Linked DNA regions of Mus musculus: region 1 is linked to region 2. A link is a contact called in ENCODE Hi-C or POLR2A ChIA-PET data. All regions are on one chromosome and are shown on one strand. The core of a region is the stretch at or near the end of the contact, and the rest is flanking DNA. Distances in the headings are between cores, read along the strand shown. Region 1 holds the start of Tapbpl (TAP binding protein-like). Region 2 holds the start of 4930417O13Rik (RIKEN cDNA 4930417O13 gene).

Region 1 (2,700 bases), core at 191-2,690, 34 kb before region 2:
GGGGAGAAGGGCAGCATACAGAAGTAATGTTGGATGGACAACGCCAGACCGGGGGGGGGGGGGGGCAGGCGTGGGTAGATAGAACTGGGAACGGGGCTGTTCCTGTGGAGGAAGCCTAGGATGGGGAGATTTTACCTGAGGCCTCAAAGATAACAGGTGAATCCTGTTTGGTCTCAGTGCTCCCCTGGAAATCTGTGATGCCTTCCAGGGAGCCATCATCCAGCACTGGTACCTGCTTCAGCACAAGCAAGGCCCTCTCCCTGTCCCCACTGCTGGCAAAAGCCCCGCGGTGCCTGTCTTCTGTCACCAAGAAGCAGTCTAAGATGATGTCCGTGGGCTGCCGCTGTCTTTCTGCTGTGGTGGGCGCTGTGGGAGGGTCTGCAGGGAAAGTGGAACAAGCACCCTCGTCCTCCACACTCTTCCCACCCCTTCACCAAGCCCCGGGCTGAGCAGCAGGTAAAGGTGCCTTCTGAGCCCCGCTGTCCTGGTGTCATCTATAAACCCAGCTTCTGCTGAGGCACCTGCTACTCAGGCAGCGGCTCTGTGAGTTATTTCAAGTCCTAGATCTGTCCTGATCAAAGCCAGAGGGGTTTATGCTTTGTATTTCTGAGTCTCAGCTGTGGGATGCAAGGGAATTTCTGGAAAGGAATTCTCAGGTTAAAAAAAAAAAAAAAAAAAAGGAATAAGAAATACTGCCACAGGGGAGAGGAGCCAAGACACTGCTGTTCCTAGGGACATTGACAACCTTTTTCTCATCACCCAACTTTCCCAGAGGCCTCTGCTTTCTGCCATAGCCACGCCCACCAGGAGTCACCAACCCAATGATTTCTTAGCCTGGGGAGCCCCTTCCTCTTCTAAGGATTCAACTCAGGGCAGTGAGCTGTCCCACAGAATGCTAACACCCTGCCTTCCCATCGAGGAAGCCCCCCTTTTCTGTGAGTTCTCTGCCGTACCCCTCTCCAAACTGGTTCCGCATGTTGTGAGTGCCGCACTCATTTGCTGGGCTTAGCAGACAAGCTGGTGCTGTTCTGAGAAGGTGGCTTCCTGGGGCTCCTTTAGCTTGGCGCTTCCTCCCCCCCAGTCCCCCAGGCCCCAGCCTGGTCTCCGCACTCACCAGTCCCTGCTGCCCCAGAGACAGCCAAACAGAGCAGCAGATACCAGCTGGGCTCCAAGCCCATGGAGGCTACTCTCAGGCTCTTCCTTGCTGGCTGCCTTCTCCACAGTTCCCCTGCTAGTGATCTCTGGCTGAAGAGGGGGTTCTGTGAGCACCCTCACTTAGCACCTGTGGTCTCCGTTCTCTTATCGTTTCTCTTTCACTTTCACTTCAACTGCCTCTGTGGCCGCCCGCCCGAGGCCAGTAATGGCTGCAGCCAGCTCTGCTTTCTGTTCTCCCTAAGGTCCACCCCGCACCCAAGAAATCCCCAGGTGATTTCAAAACCTGGTATCACCACATCAGCTTTCCCATCAGCCCCAACTATGAGAGGGCTGGAGAGGGGGTGGAGCCAGAAGATAGATTCCCCGGTACTCTGGACCCTTCTTCCTTTCAGTCCATGTTAAATCCTTTGGGTCTGCCCTGGTGACAACTCCCTGTTCAGATCTGTGATCGAACAGACGAGATGGGGTGTGGCCTAGTTCTAGGATTGGAATTTTAGGAGGCTGGACAGCTATGTGAAGTCTCACTTTTAACTTGTATTTGTGTATATGCGGTGTATACACTTGTGTGGGTGAGTATGCCCAGCCCTGCCTGTGTGTGGAGGCTCGGTGAGGGCACTGGGTGTCTTGCTCTATTACCCCACCTTATTCTTCAGAGACAGGGTCTCTTTCTGAACCTGGAATTGTTTGGTAGCCAACAAGCACAGCAGTGATCTCCTGCTGTCTCTACTCCAAGCCCCGCCCTTGTCACACCACTTAACCCCTTGAATTACAAGCTCAGGGCCACACTGAGGGATTGTTTGTTTGTTTGTTTCAGTTGTAGGTGTGCGTATTTGAAGTTAGCATTTACACTATCCTTCTTCCTAGTTCACTGTCCCTTCTTTTTTTTCTTCTTCCTCCTCCTCCTCTTGTTCCCCTACCCTCATTCTGTAGGAAGGGGAATAGCACATGGAGAGTGTCCATAGCTGGCTTGTTACTAGAGTCCCTGGGCCGTAAGGCTTGGCTCCGGGTTCCAGTGTTTGCCTGCACAGAGAGAAGGGACAATGTGTATAGAAGTAGACAAATGAATTTATTTATAGTTTTAGCTCAACTGAGAGAAAGTCTCAGCCTCAGCTTTCCCACAGCACTGTCACAACTTACAGAGAAGACAGAACCAAGGCCAGGAAGTCTGTGTGTCTGTAGATAGTGTCTCTCACGGCAGTCAGTCCTTCTGGTACCAGGGCACCTGCCGGTGGCTCATTCCATTTTTTTAAAAAAAATTATTATTTTTAATCGTGTGTGTGTGTGTGTGTGTGTGTGTGTGTGTGTGTGTGTCCGTCCTGTGTTTGTAGATGCCAGAGGAGGTCAAAGGTGTCAGACCCTCTGAAAGTAGAGTTACAGCTGGTTTCGATCCATTTGACAGTGCTGGGAATCAAACTCTGGTCCTCTGGAGGAACACTTCGTGCTCCTCACTGCCAAGCCCCCTCTGGAGCCCTTGGTGAGCCATTTCCACCCCTGGCATGTAGTTTTGTCAGCTGGACGGTTTCACTTAGAGTAAGTGTGCTTTAT
Region 2 (2,700 bases), core at 137-2,636:
CTCACAGTTTTGATTACAGTTTTATAGTAAGTTTTGACATCAAGAAGTATAAACTCGGAGTGGTACTGTATGCTTATGTAATCCCAGCAGTAAGGTGGCAGAGGCAGGAGGATTACTGTAAGTAAAAGTTCAGCCTGCGCTACATAGCGAGACCTGTCTCAGAAGAGAAGAGAAAGGAAACTGGAAAGAATGAGTTAGTGGGTTTTGATCTTTTCTGAAATAATGTTTTGTTTTTACACTAATTTGTTCACTCATTTTGTGTGTGGTGTGGGTGGGAGTGTGTCGCGGCACGTATGTGGAGGTCAGAGGTCAGTTTACAGAAGTTGATGCTCTCCTGCCACCGTTGGAGGTCCCAGGGATTCAGTTCAGGTAGCCAGGCTTGGTGGCAAATGTCTTTAATTGCTGAACCATCTTTCTGGCCTCTCTAAAGTATTTTGGCTATTCCGTGCCTCTTGAATCGCCGTATGACTTTTAGGATCAGTTTCATTTCTGCAAAAAGGGGCAATTGAAATTTTTATAGGCATTGTCTTGGACTCACTGGTGGGAGTTGGCAGAATTATCACAATAACACAATCAGGTTTTCCAACCCATGAACACCAAATCTTCTGATATATTTAGTACTAAATGCCTTTAAACAATGTTTTGTGACTTTTCATTGTAGAAGTCTTACAATTTATTTGTTGACTTTCTTGGTAAGGTTTTAATCTTTCTGATGCTATGGTAAGTGGAATTCCCCCCTCCCCTAGTTTTTTCTTGTTTTGTTTCTGAGACAGGGTTTCTCTGAAAGAGAGCTCTGCCTGTCCGTGAACTTGCTTTGTCAACCAGGCTAACTTTGAACTCACAGGGAACTGCCTGCCTCTGCCTCCCCAGTGCTGGGATTAAAGATATGCACTCTTGGTTCCTTTGTTTTTTAAATTAATTAATTAGTTGATTAATTAATTAAAAAAAACCAGTGTCTCATGTATTCCAGGATGGCCTCAAATTGATTTTGTGGCTAAGAATGACCGTGAACACCTGATTCTGTCTCTACTCCTAAGCACTAAGTGACACTGTGACACTTCACCCAGCTGATGTCAGGCTACCCGCTGCTTACGTTACTTATTTTTCTATTTAGACAGGGTCTCCTGTAGTTTCTGCTAGCCTCAGCCTGACTCCACGTGTCTCCCTCCCAAGTGCTGGAGGTGGCAGATGAGCGGCACAGTGCCTGGCTGTGTTGACTTTTGAAGAAGGCAGCTGTTTTCTCTGCGGGCAGGAAGGTGGCAGCAGGACGTGTAGGTGTGTTGCTATGACACCGTGTGCTGCTGTTGTCACGTAACTTCTCTGAAGTCATAGATGGCGAGTTAGATTCTGTGACACAAAGGGAAGCGTGTCTGACTAATTATTCCCACACTGCCTTCGCTTCTGAGGGCTCCCTGGCCTGGGAGAGTTTGAGCAGAAGTGTAAGTTTGGGTCTACAGAGCTCTCGATGTCCTGACCCTTCACTCCTGTAGGATTTGGGCTAGCCCCTTCTGAAGGAACAGGGACCCCTTTAGTGGGCACAGGCTGTGGTCATATTTCTTTTCTCTTTTTCTTTTCTAATGTTTTTGAGGTAGCCTAGGCTGACCTCTGAGGATAGCCCAAGTGCTGACACTTCAGGTGTGTGACACCATGCCTGGCTACCGTCACATTTTGTCACATGCCTTTTGCCTGTACTTACTGACTGGAGAGCTGTTTATTCATGCTTTGCCCATGTCAAAACTGGATAACTGATTCTTCTCTTTCACCTACAAGTTAGACCAGGATGGGCATTTTCATGAGCCTATTGCCTAGGGAGGTTTGTAAATGATAGACACAGGCAAGGCGGGGCCAGAGGAGGCTGAGGTGAAAATCCAAGGAAAAATCCAAGAGTCAGTCAGATGGCAAAGAACTGAAGAAATACTGGACCATTGGAGGTATAAATGTCTGTTTGCCCTCTGCTTCTCTGGTTGTTAGTGGGGTGAGCTGCTCAAGGACTTTGAATGAGTCTGTCTGTGCTGTAACCGGGAGGGTGGGTGGATCGGTGCTGATGCTCCTAGGGAGCATGTGAGCAATGGTGTCAGGTACTGAGCTGCGCAGGACGCAGGGCTGGTAAATGTGTCCTGGAACGACTCAGTCACCAGCTCCTGCCTTCTCTGCCAGGCGTGAGAGCAGCATGAGAAGTCAGGGTTCCAGGCAAAGAGTAAAGGAACCCGGGAGGTCAAGGCACGGGGCGGGCAGGTGGAACAGAATATCACCCTTCCTAGGGTTCCCAGTGGGAAAGTGCGAACTTCAGGACGGGCCGTGTGGAGACTTCTGGGGCTGAGACGTGACTAACACATTTCCATGCTGAAGGATGTGGTGGACTGGCAAGGGACTAGAATAAGAGATGACGTGAGTTTCTGTGTGTTTTCTGATCCTTTTTATTATTATTTTTTAAAGATTTACTTATTTTATGTATGTGAGTACACTATAGCTGTACAGATGGTTGTGAGCCTTTATGTGGTTGTTGGTCATTGAATTTTTTTAGGACCTCTGCTCACTCTGGTCAATCCTGCTCGCTCAGTCCCTGCTCGCTTCAGCCCAAAGATTTATTTATTATTATGCATAAGTACACTGTAGCTGTCTTCAGACGCACCAGAAGAGGGCGTCAGATCTCATTATGGATGGTTGTGAGCCACCCCCTGCCAGCTCTGATCCTTTTTA

Evidence for each region. Hi-C counts contacts between places; a loop is a spot of excess contacts on that map. ChIA-PET counts read pairs that join two places held with the same protein, here RNA polymerase II (POLR2A).
Region 1: a map of left cerebral cortex shows a loop between it and region 2 (2.4-fold over the local background). The contact joins the promoter of Tapbpl here to the promoter of 4930417O13Rik in region 2. A Hi-C loop is called at or near these places in 12 of 37 maps with a recorded cell type or tissue (CH12.LX, CH12F3, T-helper 1 cell and 7 more). POLR2A ChIA-PET finds 5 or more read pairs at or near these places in 2 of 5 experiments (Patski and embryonic stem cell).

Annotation. Positions count from the first base shown.
Region 1 is chr6:125,230,420-125,233,119 of GRCm38, forward strand. Tapbpl (TAP binding protein-like) reads right to left here and starts at 1,441. Exons shown (of 7, transcript NM_145391.2): 1 at 1,115-1,441; 2 at 136-378. The coding sequence starts at 1,178. Cd27 (CD27 antigen) reads right to left here. Exons shown (of 6, transcript NM_001033126.2): 6 at 2,203-2,700. E130112N10Rik (RIKEN cDNA E130112N10 gene) reads left to right here and starts at 850. Exons shown (of 2, transcript NR_015604.3): 1 at 850-935.
Region 2 is chr6:125,264,139-125,266,838 of GRCm38, forward strand. It overlaps 4930417O13Rik (RIKEN cDNA 4930417O13 gene), which reads left to right and starts at 1,387. Exons shown (of 4, transcript NR_015527.1): 1 at 1,387-1,931; 2 at 2,262-2,388.